Linked DNA regions of Homo sapiens: regions 2, 3 and 4 are each linked to region 1. Evidence: chromatin contacts called from ENCODE Hi-C or POLR2A ChIA-PET data. All regions are on one chromosome and are shown on one strand. The core of a region is the stretch at or near the end of the contact, and the rest is flanking DNA. Distances in the headings are between cores, read along the strand shown.

What was found. A loop is a pair of places that touch in the nucleus more often than their neighbours do. ChIA-PET counts read pairs that join two places held with the same protein, here RNA polymerase II (POLR2A). Pooled maps may share reads with other maps.
Region 2: a pooled map shows a loop between it and region 1 (4-fold over the local background). The contact joins the enhancer-like site here to the promoter of SNHG17 in region 1. A Hi-C loop is called at or near these places in 2 of 50 pooled maps. POLR2A ChIA-PET finds 5 or more read pairs at or near these places in 3 of 52 experiments (HEK293, PC-9 and common myeloid progenitor, CD34-positive).
Region 3: a loop to region 1 is called in a pooled map, with 2.5 times the contacts of the local background. The contact joins the enhancer-like site here to the promoter of SNHG17 in region 1. A Hi-C loop is called at or near these places in 1 of 50 pooled maps. POLR2A ChIA-PET finds 5 or more read pairs at or near these places in 2 of 52 experiments (HEK293T and activated CD4-positive, alpha-beta T cell).
Region 4: a loop to region 1 is called in a map of CD8-positive, alpha-beta T cell, with 2.8 times the contacts of the local background. The contact joins the promoter of FAM83D here to the promoter of SNHG17 in region 1. A Hi-C loop is called at or near these places in 1 of 168 maps with a recorded cell type or tissue (CD8-positive, alpha-beta T cell) and 6 of 50 pooled maps. POLR2A ChIA-PET finds 5 or more read pairs at or near these places in 5 of 52 experiments (CD4-positive, alpha-beta T cell, GM10248, K562 and 2 more).

What each region holds. Positions count from the first base shown.
Region 1 is chr20:38,433,848-38,436,934 of GRCh38, reverse strand. SNHG17 (small nucleolar RNA host gene 17) reads left to right here and starts at 1,607. Exons shown (of 8, transcript NR_185934.1): 1 at 1,607-1,908; 2 at 2,309-2,431. LOC124904958 reads right to left here. Exons shown (of 3, transcript XM_047440636.1): 2 at 2,330-2,472; 3 at 219-2,093. The coding sequence ends at 1,447. It overlaps SNORA71D (small nucleolar RNA, H/ACA box 71D), which reads left to right and starts at 2,936; the gene lies at 2,936-3,073. RefSeq lists enhancers at 1,485-1,544, 1,565-1,854.
Region 2 is chr20:37,988,913-37,992,436 of GRCh38, reverse strand. The region is part of intron 7 of TTI1 (TELO2 interacting protein 1); the gene reads left to right. Among named protein-coding and RNA genes, the nearest start is that of TTI1, 43 kb to the left of the region's middle. RefSeq lists an enhancer at 1,773-1,852. Within about 2 kb of position 1,741, at least 24 of the 41 ENCODE cell types and tissues checked have a DNase peak (open chromatin) inside an H3K27ac peak, as active enhancers do.
Region 3 is chr20:38,150,925-38,154,018 of GRCh38, reverse strand. TGM2 (transglutaminase 2) reads left to right here. Exons shown (of 13, transcript NM_004613.4): 4 at 2,962-3,080. Among named protein-coding and RNA genes, the nearest start is that of TGM2, 13 kb to the left of the region's middle. Within about 2 kb of position 1,703, at least 30 of the 41 ENCODE cell types and tissues checked have a DNase peak (open chromatin) inside an H3K27ac peak, as active enhancers do.
Region 4 is chr20:38,925,142-38,928,703 of GRCh38, reverse strand. It overlaps FAM83D (family with sequence similarity 83 member D), which reads right to left and starts at 2,287. Exons shown (of 4, transcript NM_030919.3): 1 at 1,779-2,287. The coding sequence starts at 2,261. RefSeq lists enhancers at 625-714, 2,100-2,199 and a silencer at 2,310-2,669.

The DNA of each region.
Region 1 (3,087 bases), core at 358-2,857:
ATTTTCCATAACTGGAAACTGAGGCGGGGCGGAGAAGTTAGGTCACTTAGCCAAAGTCACATGGAGAGTAACAGCAAGAGTGGGAGGCAGAAGAGGACACCAGGGCTGTGTGGCCACAAGTGGGCACACCTGACCACCCTGCCCAGTGTCCTCTCAGCCACAGCATCTGTATTAGTCCATCCTCACACTGTTATAAAGAACTGCCTGAGACTGGGTAATTCATGAAGGAAAGAGGTTTAATTGACTCACAGTTCAGCATGGCTGTGGAGGCCTCAGGAAACTTACAATCATGGCGGAAGTGGAAGCAAACATGTCTTTCTTCACATGGTGGCAGCAAGGAGAAGTATAGAGCAAAAGTGGGTAAAGCCCCTTATAAAACCATCAGGTCTCATGAGAACTCACTCACTATCAGAAGAACCGCAGCATGGGGGTAACCACCCCCATGATTCCATTACCTCCCACGACAGGTGGGAATTATGGGAAGTACAGTTCCAGATGAGATTTAGGTGGGGTCACAGCCAAACCATAGCAGCATCCCACAGCCCCTCCCCATCACAGAGACTCCCAGTGTTCTCACAGTCTGGGAATCCCATGGGCCTCTCCCAGGTACAAAATATGGAGCAGATCTCACCTCAGGGACCCCCATTTCCCTCATGGTTGCATAGATCAGGACTGGATTTTCTTGTCCTTCTGACCTATTGAGTACCAAGAATCTGACTGGAGCGGGGCGGAGGGTGGGGCGTGGGCTCCTCATCAGGCCCAAGGGTGGGCTGCTTGCACTCCAGAACATGGGCAGAGTCAGTAGCAGGGCTGTCTCAGGCCGAAGAGGCACATCCTGCCCAGGGTGCAGGCAGTGCCAATGCTTATGAGGATTTGTGGGCCATGAGTCCCCTCCCAAGATTGTCTCCAGTATGTTGCAGGGAACATGGGACATCTGTCTACAGTCTCTGTCACTGTGCAAATCTGATCAGGTTCCTCAGATGCCAGTCTGGTCAGGTCTCTTCTGCTTCAGAGACTCTTTCCACCCTCCATCCCGTGTACTTTGAGGCTGGAGTTTAGCAAAGCAGTTACCCGCTGTGCATCTCTCTTGGCTCATCTTCTCACGCTCACATTCCAGTCTCAGGCCATGACTCAGTCATCTCGGTCTGACATTGTTCAGAAAAAAAGGAATGGGGCGGGGGTAGAATTCATTCATTCAACTGTGCTAGTCACTGAACTAGGTACTGAGTACAGTGGTGAATCAAAGACAGATGCCTTTGGACCCTTGCAGAAAGAAGTCCAAACTAAGCACAGTCCCCTCATCGTAGTAACAGCTCCTATCATGGAAAATTGGCCATTCCTACAGATTAATAATGAATCAGTGACCAAGGAACATCTTCAGAACAAACAGAAAAGCAAAGCAAGTGGGAGAAGTTTACTTCTAAACTTCCAGATAGTTTTCGAAAATTATCCCAAGTCCTCCAGAGTCTGGCGTTGAGCCTCCGCTCCGCCAGGGGACGCTGCAGGACTGCTCGCGTCGGTTCCTACCGCTCTAGGCCGCAGCTCGCGCTCTCGTCTGTATTTCCGCCGGCGCGAAACGAGCGTAGCTTCCTTGTCGTGTGGCCTCAGTCCTTCGCCGTCCCTCGCCGTCCTTCGCCATCGCACGCCACCGCACCCCATCTCTCGAAATCTGCAGACATCTTGATTTTTCCCACGCTGTCTGTCAGGTCTCCGCCGCCACTCGACGCCAGGGCGCCGGGTGAGTCCACAGCAGGGCGCATGGTCGGCTCCACTCTCACCATCGGGGGAAACTGAGGCCCCGGGGAAGGCGGCCAGAGAGGTCAGGCCCTGTCCTTGGTGCAGTGTCTCGTCCTCTTTGCCGGAGTGAGCCCCCCAGGATTCGCGTGTCCTCGGGAAAGACACTGGCAGGTGAGTCGCGCCCTTGGCCGCGGCAGTGCTGAGCGGGCCACGTGCGGTCGTCAGACCCCCTGTCCGCGCAGCTACTCTGCGGGGAGGCTTAGTGCCCCTGGATGGCGGGAAACAGGGCTCGGCGACTTTAGCTGCCCGCCCCCGACTCCTGGCATTGGAAGCCTCCAAAGCCACTTGACTGTTGCCTACAAAGTGCCAGTCATTGTGCCACGTCCTTGAGACCGTTAACTCGTTTTCCCCTCAATAACTTTTAAAAGTAGGTGTTAGAACCTTCATTTTACAGACCAGTTAGCTGTGGTTTAAATGGAAGACGCTGCCAGCACTCCAGTGGGGCAGAGTCTGGACTTCTGTCCCCGGGCCTTGTACTAAAGCCCCCTCCCCGTGCTTTTTCCTTGCCTAGGCCTTGTGGGCTGTGCTGCACCTCGGACGGCTTCGCACCAGCCAGCGCCCTCTCTCTCCTGCAGCACTCTGATCTGCACCCCCTGAGGGGCTTCCACTGTCCGCGGGGTGAGAATGCCCCTGGGTAAGTGCCGCTGCTTCTGCGCACCTTGGGGAAGGACCCTTCTGTGGGACGCAGTAGAGGGGACAGTCAATGAGCTCAGCCAGTTCTGAGTTCTGAGAACTGTCTGGCAAAGCGGGTGCAGAGCAAAGCGTGACTTAGGAGACGGGCTGCGCTTGGGGTCACATGCTAGCTAAGTTCCTTCATTCCCCTGAGGTTGACTTTCTGTAAAGTAGGGAAACTGCAAAGGCTCTCTGAGGGCAGAGGCCTTGGCTGTTTTTCTTGATTTTGAACCCACGGTGCCTGTCCACGTGTAGATACTCAGAACTGGTGGGCTGAATGTACAGCCGAGGCATTTTTACCAGAAGTCTGTTTTCCTGTGGACTCTGGGTGGGGACAGATGGAATCTGCCTGTGAAGTGATGATGGCTCTCAGGGTCCTGGGTACCCTTCTCTTCCCTGGGGGGTGAGCCTCCCTCTGGAGATCTGGCAGCTAACACGCTGACGTGGGCTCACCTGCCCTTTTTTGCACCTGTATTCGAAAGTGATCGTGGGCTGCCTGTGCCCTGGTCATTGATAGTGCAGGGAGAGAAATCGCGGAAAGTGCTTCCCCGTGTTTGGAGGGTCCGCTCCTGTCCCTTTCAAACTCTGGAGCTTTCTCACACCTCCTTCTCACCATCT
Region 2 (3,524 bases), core at 492-2,991, 440 kb after region 1:
GGCGTGGTGGTGTGCACCTGTTGTCCCAGCTACTTGGGAAGCTGAGGCAGGAGGATCACCTGAGCCTTGGAAGGTTAAGGCCATAGTGAGCCGTGATCACACCACTGCACTCCAGCCTGGGCAACAGAGTGAGACCCTGTTTCAAAAAAAAAAGAAGAAGATGAAGTCAGTGCCCAACAAGTCTCATAATAGAAAAATAAAGCTTTTAGGATGCTTGGCCTCCACCCCCAGTCCTACTCCCACCTGCTAACCCCAGAGCCCAGATAGGGATGCAGGGTGCCAGCAGGTGGTGACCAGCTGGTGTACCTTCTGGCCACGCAAGTCCTGGATGCTGTTATTGCTGTAGCCCCTGATGGGGCGCTGGGGAGGTTGCCATTCCAGCTCCCTCTGCCTCGCCATTGTGTGTGAGAGAAAAAGTAGCAGTCTTGCTTTGGACAAACCGAGGTTCAGATCTTACTGGCCATGTGACCTTGAGCAAATGATTTAGCTTCATTTCATTTTCTTCCTCTGTAAACTGGGGGTGATGAAAACTCCATTCTCATAGGGTGCTTGTGGATGAATCACGTTAGTATGTCCAAGGAGTCTCCAGGTACTGTTCTAGGGACTGGAATTAGAGGGAACAAGATAGGGGCCTCTACCCTCTGCTTATGTTCTGAAGGTATATTTACATCTGTGTACACACCTATGTGGGGTACATGTATGTAAATTTCCCAAATATGTTATACATGATGTGTATGTTACTCATACACATAGACACTGGCCACAGAATTTCTAGTTGTAAGCCTGCTTCATCCTTACTAAAATCTGAACTGGGGATTTCACCTCAAAAGGATCTTTTTCATGTTAATTGTGCCACCACTGTTTGCAGAAGTCAGGACCGGGTTTGAAGGTTCATTTACAGACTGACTTCCCTGCTCTCTTTCTAGCAGTAGGATCCCATCCCATCAAAGAACCAGCTGGTGCCTTCAAACCCTGGACGAACACAGACCGGCACAGGCTCATTCATTTCATCCCTGTCAGAGCCCCAACTCCTCTCTTTACCCACACATGAGCCTATTATATTTGAACGGATGAGGAGCCACAGAGGTGATCCATTAGTTCAGCTGAGCTTGAAATTAGTAGCTCATCCCCTTAAATGGTGTGGGCAGTTTGGCTGAGCTTGGACTGCAAAGCTGTTCCCCCTTGGATTGCACCCAGCATGGAAATGAGGACACACCTAATATTTTTTCCTTTTGACACTTGATTAATAGTTGACAAATCCAAACCCAAGTAGTTAGCTTTCCTATTATCCATCTTTTGACAGGCATTGCTGGTTTTCTTTTTGAGTCCCATTGTTCTAAAAATACACTCAGATCTGGAGCTGTTCACTGTGCATATATAGGCCTGATTTCATGGTGTCAAAGATAAGAGACATCTGGCAGGCAGATTACAAACAAAGTGGGTTGCTGGGTTTCAGAACTGAAGGCAGGGACCTCTGGGCTACTTAAATCTACTTAAATTCAGTGCTGCCAATTCTGTCCCTTCTTCCTTGGTGTTGTCATGTCACTGATAACCTGCCAGGGTCAACCATCTTACCACCCGGTAGGAAAGCCAAGCGTGGGGTGTGTGTGCACAGTGCATGCCGTGCCAGGTTGGGAGCAGAATGTTCTCGATGACAGATCGAGCCTGGTCGCAGCACCGCCTGCACAAAGTGGGTTTTGGTCATCAGAGGCTGTGGTCGACCACAGGGTAGTCATTTCCTCATTCTGCAGGCTCTGTCATCCCTCTCGAACACCTCAGAGGCGTGGAAGTAAATGTTGTCTCAGTACTGAGTAAATAAAGTAGCCAGGGAGATGATCTCTATTTGTCTTATTGTATAGATGTATTTTAAAAGATTTTTATTGGGTCTCTTATGATGAGCCAAGTGCTGTGTTGAGAGTTGAAGATTTTCAGAGATAACTACCAAGGCCTCACATTGTTGTTCAATAACAAGATAACCTTGGCAAATTAATTCACTTCTCAAAGTCTCTGTTTTCTCATCTATAAGACCGAAAAAAGCATGTATGTTATTTTGCTTATTTCACCTACTACAATGACGACAAGGATTCAGTAAAGTCAGGTAGCACAAAATACCACCACAGAGTAAAAGTCACTAAATAGTAGTTGTGAATCATTATTTAAATTTCTTCTTATTCCGAAAATGACTTGGAACATCTTATAAATTGTTTGCAACAAAGAAAAAAGGAAGGAAGTGAAGAAATTTTTTAAATGGAAAAATAACAGCAAAAACAAGATGAGACCGAGTTGAGGTTAATATAGACAATACAGTTAGAGCCCTGCACCCTTGCTAGAGAGGAGCTTTCAGAGTGGCTCTGTGCTTCCTGACAGACAGCAAAGAGGAAAATGGTACAGGAAGTACCTGAATAAGAGTTTTTAAAAAGAAAAGGAAAGAAAGCTTTTCAGAAAGAAGCATGGCTTTCCTTATTACTGACGCTTGAGGAAAATTTCTCTGTGGGTCATCTTAAAAGAACACTGGGTACTGTTGTGACTAATATCCTCAACGTCCTTGCAGTAAATACAGAAGGACATTTCCTAGAGCTGTTTCTGAAGGCATCCGTGAGTGGAGGCTGCTGGCTTAGTGCCAGAGCACAGGTTACAGGAAAACAGTTCAGGCAGGAGGTGGGCAAGCCTACCTAGGCTGCTATGAAGATGTCTTTATCTTCAAGGGTACATACCTTCCAGGGAGGGGCAGGAAACAATGTGGCCCGAGAGTGCAGCCAGCTGGGGGAAAGGTCCGAGTCAGCCCTCATAGTGCTCAGCACAGAATGCCACTTTGAAATCTGTGCCCAATACACTGTCGTGGGATCTAGGCTTGCAGGGTTCCTGGAGGCAGGAGAACTGGCCAGATGGAAAGGGCTGCTTTTAAATCTCGCCCCAGTGGGATGTAAACCCTCCTAGATTCTGGCTTATTTTTGAATTGTCTATAACAGATTGGACCTCTCAGCGCCATATCCTTTTAAATATGCACAAAGCAATGGAATCATTCCTCTGCATTTATGATACTTTATCTTGTGGCACTTCAGAGGTATGGTTAGCATCATTTGCTTCTACTGGTGTTTACGGTTTTAAGTCCTGCCCATGTTGCATTTAAATATTTTTGATATGGGTCTCTGTGTGAGTATGCATGTTGGCGTTAGATCGATAGATGAATGGTTTTGAACAGGTAAACATAGTTAAGTCAAACGAGCATGTATAGCTGCAAAGGTAATTGGTAGTATTTATTTGGAGAGTAAATCGTTGCTTCAAGTCATAATCCTCCATTTCCAACATTTAGAAATAAAAAACGACCTCCGTGCAGGGGAAGATAGCTAAATTGAATAGCAAGAAAGGACAGGCTTGAAATACTGGTTAACCAATGAACTGAGACCCATTAGAGTAAATTACCAAGTATAGAAACATAGCCCCACTGCTTGCTGGCTAGGACGCATCAACACCCTGAGCATCCATTTGTTTAAAAGGAAACACACAGCCTCCTTTGCAGCATC
Region 3 (3,094 bases), core at 454-2,953, 280 kb after region 1:
GGCGAAACCCACCGTCTCTATAAAAAATACAAAAATTAGACCGATGTGATGACACACATCTGTAGTCCCAACTACTCAGGAGGTTAAGGTGGGAGGATCGCTTGAGTCCAGGAGGTTGAGGCTGCAGTTAGCTGGGATTGTGCCACTGCACTCCAGCCTGGGTGACAGAGCAAGACTCTGTCTCCAAAAAAGGGGAGAGAAGGGGAGGGCTTCAAGACTACAGAGAAATGGCCTCCCCCTTTGACCCCTCCTCCTTGGGGGACACCATTGTTAGATATTTTGCGGGGGCTCACCTCCTTAGGTCAGTCTGTATGTGCCTGGAGAAATTGCTGTATTTTATAGGTCTCTGTCTCTCTATCACAAACATAAAAGGATCCCACTGTATACATTAACCTACAACTTGGTTTTTTCCCCTCACAATACACCGTGAGGCTCTGTCCACATTGGTCTGCATACATCTGCTCATTCATTCTTTTTTTTTTTTTCTTTTTTTTGAGACCAAGGCTCTCTCTGTCACCCAGGCTGGAGTGCAGTGGTGCAATCTCGCCTCACTCCAACCTCTGCCTCCCGGGTTGAAATGATTCTCATGCCTCAGCCTCCCGAGTACCTGGGATTACAGGCATGCACCACCACGCCGGGCTAATTTTTGTATTTTTAGTAGAGACAGAGTTTCACCATGTTGGCCAGGCTGGTCTCAAACTCCTGATCTCAGGTGATCCGCCCACCTCGGCCTCCCAAAGTGCTAGGATTACAGGCGTGAGCCACCACGCCCGGCCACATCTGCTCATTCTTTCTAAGGGCGTTGAGTGTCCTGTTTCTTGCCCATGTGGATGGTCCAGCCCCCACTGATGGACATGAGGTTGTGCCTGGAGGCTCATGGCACGCAGGGACCATGCGTCAACGAGCACCCTTGCTTCATACCCTGTGGCCAATGGAATGATTTCTCGGGACAGAAGTGGCCTTACTGGATCCCCCCCCCCGCCCCATAGGTTTGTTTTGAATTTTAGTCAATCTGCAGAGGGTAGCAACTAGTTGGCAGCTCTGCCAACAGGACAGGAACACGCCGGTGTCCCCACCCTCGTCCACACCACAAGGTTTCAGAGTTCAGGGAATGGGAAGCGTGGTTCTGGGGGATGGCCCCCTTCCTCCTGCTTGGCCTCACCCGGCGGCGGGTTGGAGTGGCGGTCAGCCAAGCGGCACAGTGACTAAAGTGACCCACATCCCGGGGCGGGAACTGTGGAGCTGGTGATGCAGAGGCAGGAAGTTGGGCTGGGGTGAGCGCAGGGGCGCTGCGGGAGGAAATCAGTCTGATGGGTGGGAAAGGGCCGGGTCTGCCTGGAAAATGGGACCCTCCTGTATGTCAGTTCCAAGACCAATATGATCGAGTGCCAGTTATATGCAAGGCTTCACGTCCCCAGTGCCCCCACCTTTACCAGATGGGGACCTGAGCTGGGGATGTCACAGTCTTGGCATCCTGAGCTGGGGTGGGGACAATTCAACAAGTGCTGACACTCATTCTAATGTTGAAACACTGTGGGTTCTTCTTTCTCTTTCATTCTTATCCCACACCCCCCGGCTGCTGCAGAGCCATTATAGTTCATTGACTTCAAGGTTAATTTTTATAGAAGTTTCCAGAGCCAAAGATCAGAATACACAAGAGACTTGGCCTCTTTCCCATTTTTCCTCACTACGATGAAAGTCAGGGCTGCTGGTTGCTGCAGACGGGCATGACAAAGCCCAGGGGTCTGAGGGGCCGGCAGCTGCTTCCTTCCCAGGCCAGCTTCTCCATTAGACCCGGCAGGCACTGTGCCTGGGGCCTGAGAAACTCTTAGGGGCCCGTGAACATGTTTTAATGTAATTTAAAATCAGGAGAAAAAAATGAACATTTAAGTTGAACAATAGGTTTTAATATGTAATATTGAGATAGCTGTAATTAACCAAGGCAGTCATAACATTCAATTACCTTTTTTCTAATGGAGGAAGGAATGCATGAAGTCAAGAGTGCCTGGGGCTCACCAAAGTCATAATGGGGCTCCAGATTGCCCCTTCTTGGCCTCAGTTTCTTCACCGGTTAAGTGGAGTCAGTAAAGCCAGCCTGACCTTTGGGCTCCTACCATCTTGCCCCAACTTCCTCAGCTCCTTCTTCTCCCCTCACTGGCCACAGACAACTAAATGCCCTGCATTTTCCAGCAGCCAAAGCTTTGTGCTTTCTGGTCCTCTGCTTAGAATGCTACCCTCCAGGTTCCAACTCTCTAAAACTTAATCATTTTTTAAGACAACATTCAGATGCCACCTCCTCCAGGGAGCCCTCTGTAACTCTCTCAAGCTGGACAGGACCCCACCTCTCCTGAGCTGCAGGAACCCTTTCTTGGCCTTCCCCTCTGCTACTGAGTTCTCTCTGCCTTGAATCATGCGCCTCCCTCACGCTACCTCAGGGCTTTCGTTTCCAAAGCACCTTTCAGATCTGCATTTTGGGCTGACACAGTGAGGTGTTAAGGTGGGCAGAGAAGGCAAAGTAGCCTACCCAGGGTCACACAGCAAGTGAGAATCAGGAGTTTCCTGACTCCCGGTCCAGTGCTCCTGTGTCCTTAGTCTCAGTTTTCCTAGCTATAAAATATTCCTGAGCCTTAGTTTTCTGGTCTTTAAAATGGGGCTTTCAAGGATCCCTTCCTCATAAGGCTCTTCTGGAGATTAAATTTATTAATACAGGTCATACATTTATCACAGGTCCTGGCACACAGTGAGTGTTGAAGAAATGGCAGCCTTTGTTGTCACTAACCGATAACACCTTATCTCATTGACGTGGGATTATTCATTAATGGTTACTTTTTCTAATTAAAAGAAGGATGGATCCCTGAGACGCTGGCTTGGCCTAGGGAATTGGCACCCTTGACTCCAGATTTGCAGGGACCCTGGGCCTCCGCAGACCCAGAGCTGAGGTCCCTTTCTTCCTGCCTGCAGCGGATGCTGTGTACCTGGACTCGGAAGAGGAGCGGCAGGAGTATGTCCTCACCCAGCAGGGCTTTATCTACCAGGGCTCGGCCAAGTTCATCAAGAACATACCTTGGAATTTTGGGCAGGTAAGGGCCACACC
Region 4 (3,562 bases), core at 1,038-3,537, 490 kb before region 1:
AGCACGTGAGTTTAATAGTTTCCCTCTGGCCTCTAGTTCCAGTGCCCTTTTGCTATCACTAAAATTTGGGGCTGGGCAAAAGACTAGAACAATCCACAGCTCTCACTATACAGACCAGTTCTTTACATTTTTCAGGTTCCAAGTGCTCAAGTTCTACTGGACATGAGCTTTGGGGATGCATACCTACACAAGTCTGCCTTTTCCATCTTTTTAATCTTTTCACTGAACCCGCAAGGAAAATGTCTGCTGCATCAAAAAACCCTCAGTCCACCCAAAGCACCTCAGGGCTGGTAAGAGCCTAGCTGCAGCCCACAACCACTCCCTCAAAGGCAAGGCACTAGGTCACTGTATCCACTACCACTGAAACCCCACCAGTCAGGGAAAGAACATTAAGAACATTGGTGAGAGTCGGGGCTTGGACATGTCAACCTGACAATGCACTGGTATCTTCACCCACACTCAGACACACTCAGGTACCAGCCCTAACAAGTCTTAACATGGCTGGGGCTTTATCTGCCATGTCCCTGGCACAGGCAGATAGCCAGGGAGCTGGGCACTGCCAGTCAGCAAGCAACCTGACCATGGCTCCAGACCAAGGTGTCTGCCACGACACTCTATGTGCCACACCCACCTGCAGGCTGCCTTCTTCCTCCTTGATCCCCAGCACCCTGCTGCAGCTTTATCGAGGCTGGCAAGCAGACAAGACCTCCATTGCACCCATGACCATGCCATACTAAGAGTCAGACAGTAGGACCAAAACCCACTATGAATACAGAAGCCGATCTAATGCAAATGTATCTGCATTTTAGGAGACCACTGCAATCTGGCACAGACCCAGCCTATGGAAAACAAACCCCTTGCCCCAGTTTCCCCTCCAGTCTCTGGCAGTAGAAAAAGCGGCAGGGGGCCGGGTGCGGTGGCTCACGCCTGTAATCCTAGCACTTTGGGAGGCCGAGGCGGGTGGATCACCTGAGGTCAGGAGTTCGAGACCAGCTTGGCCAACATGGAGAAACCCCGTCTCTACTAAAAATACAAAAATTAGCCGGGCGTGGTGGCGGGCACCGGTAATCCCAGCTACTTGGGAGGCTGAGGCAGGAGAGTCACTTGAACCCGGGGGACGGAGGTTGCAGTGAACTGAGATCCCACCACTTCACTCCAGCCTGGGCAAAAGAGAATCTGTCTCAAAAAAAAAAAAAAAAAAAAAAGACAAGAAAGAAAAAGCGGCAGGGCTCTCACTTTGCCACTCTCGTGTTTATCTGCTTTTTACAGCAAAAGATGCATGAAAGTAATTAGCAATAATAATTGCTTCCTAATGCCCCGTAGTTGTCTCTGGAGACCATCTTTCTGGAACTTTCCCTGCGTAAGTTCTTTGGTAATGAGTCTCCTAAGAAGCTCCTGAAAGTGGGATCTAGCGTTGGCTGACAGACAGGGAAATAGGCAATTTTCCAAGTTTGATTTTAACTGAAATTTGGAACTCAGAGTACTTCTGGTCCCTCCTTCAGGGATATGAACGTTAGGAGATGGAACCCGGGCACAATTCGCATCCTTGGGAACCGAGGCTTTCCCACTATCCCCTGCCACGAGGAGCGGCCCGGGGGATCCGGGGGAGACACGCAGAGTGGGGTGTGAGTCGGAGACCCTGGGACCACCTAGCCCGCGCGCGCTTCCGGTAGGGCGCAGAGGAGGTAGTGGCCCCGGCCCGTACTCCCAGCAGGCCTCAATTTCCCATTCTTGAAGGGGGTCTCCCGTGCGACCCAGGGCCCTGGAGGGCCGCTCACCTCTCGCGCCGAGCGGAGCTGCTGGCGCAGAGCGTCCTTGCAGCCGTAGGGGCCACCTTCGCCAGCGCCGCGGGGCTGGAAGTGCGTCTCGACACGCGTGGCGCCGCGGTAGGCGCCCTGGTAGAAGGCGGGCCAGCCAAGCTCCAACAGCGGTGGCTCCAGGTCCGACTGCTCGGGGAAGTAGGTGCCCGAAGAGCAGTCGTGCGAGGAGCCGAACGAGTCCTCGGCCGCCGCCGCCGCCGCCGCGCCCTCCTCTCCCGGCCTCTCCGCCGCGCGCAGAATGGCGTGCACCTCATCGGGGTTCAGGAAACGAGCCAGGCGCTCGCGTCGCAGGAAGGCCGCGAAGGCTTCGGGGCCGCCCGCCACCAGCTCCTCCAGAGCCAGGCGCCGTGACTCGCTGAACAGCTCGGTCGGGTTGGGCGGCCCGCACGGCGACAGGCAGGCGGCGGGCACCTCGTCCAGGCCCTCGGACAGCAGAGCCATGGCGGCGCTCGGACTCGACAGCCCTCGGACAAAAACCGGCGTGCAGTCCCGCTTTATAGGCAACCTTTGAATCAAACAGGCCCGCGCCATTGGCCGCACCTCCCCGCCTCGGCTCTCCCATTGGCTGCTTTCCTTCCAATAGCGGAGCGAGGCGGGGCGCAAGCCTCTACGGCTCCGCCCCCTGATGCGTTATTGGCTGCGATGCTGGGCTTGCTAAGAGGAATTTAAACTTGCAGGGGCGAGGCGGGCCGCAGAGCAGGGACAGAGCGGGGAGAGCCGAGCTCCTGGCCATCCCAGCGCGCCCCCTGCCGGTCGCCCCGCTGCGCGGCCGTGCAAGGCCAGGGACAGTCAGGCCTAGACAACGAGGAGAGGCAGGTGCCGACTCCCGGAGACTCTGGCCACGCTGCTCCTAGGCTCTCAGTGCTTTGGCATGGCCAACCATATCGCCTTTATCACCTGCCTTTAACCATGTATTCATTCATTCAAAGAATACCGGCTCATCGTATTAGGACTGCTCCTTTGATTACACCCTCGGGTAGTCTTCTCTCATTTCATCGATTTTTGCCTTGTAAAACCCCAACCAACCGTGGTTATACCCTACTTTCCACCTGCACCCCGGCAGCCCTACAGGGCTGAAGAAAAAACAAAAAGAGCGTAACCATGCTTACTGACTGGTCATGTTTTAAATTCATAATCCGTAAGACTGCCTGCTAGGAGGCCGGGCGCGGTGGCTCACGCCTGTAATCCCAGCACTTTAGGAGGCCGAGGAGGGCGGATCACCTAAGGTCAGGCGTTTGAGACTAGCCTGACCAACACGGTGAAACCCCGTCTCTACTAAAAATACAAAAATTAGCCAGGTGTCTTGGTGTACGCCTGTAATCCCAGATACTCGGGAGGCTGAGGCAGGAGAATCACTTGAACGCGGGAGGCGGATGTTGCAGTGAGTCGAGATAGCACCACTGCACTCCAGCCTGGGCGACAAGATCGAAACTCCATCTAAAAACAAAACAAAACAAAACAAAAGCAAACAAACAAAAAAACTGCCTGGTAGGCCGCATTTCCCTCATTCTCTCTACCTTTTCCTCTCTGACAGCTTGTCTTCCATGTCAGCAAGAACACAGAAACAGTAAGAAGGGAACGTCCACGTGCGGCCATCTAGTCTACCTTCCTGTCTGCATCTCTGCCCGTATACTGGGCATTGATGAACTGTGCCTGTGCCCATCCAACCCCAACCCCTCTGCCTGGGCATTTCCAGCCCCTCTACTACTCACCAGCATCGCTCCAGCAATCTTCTTCTTTCT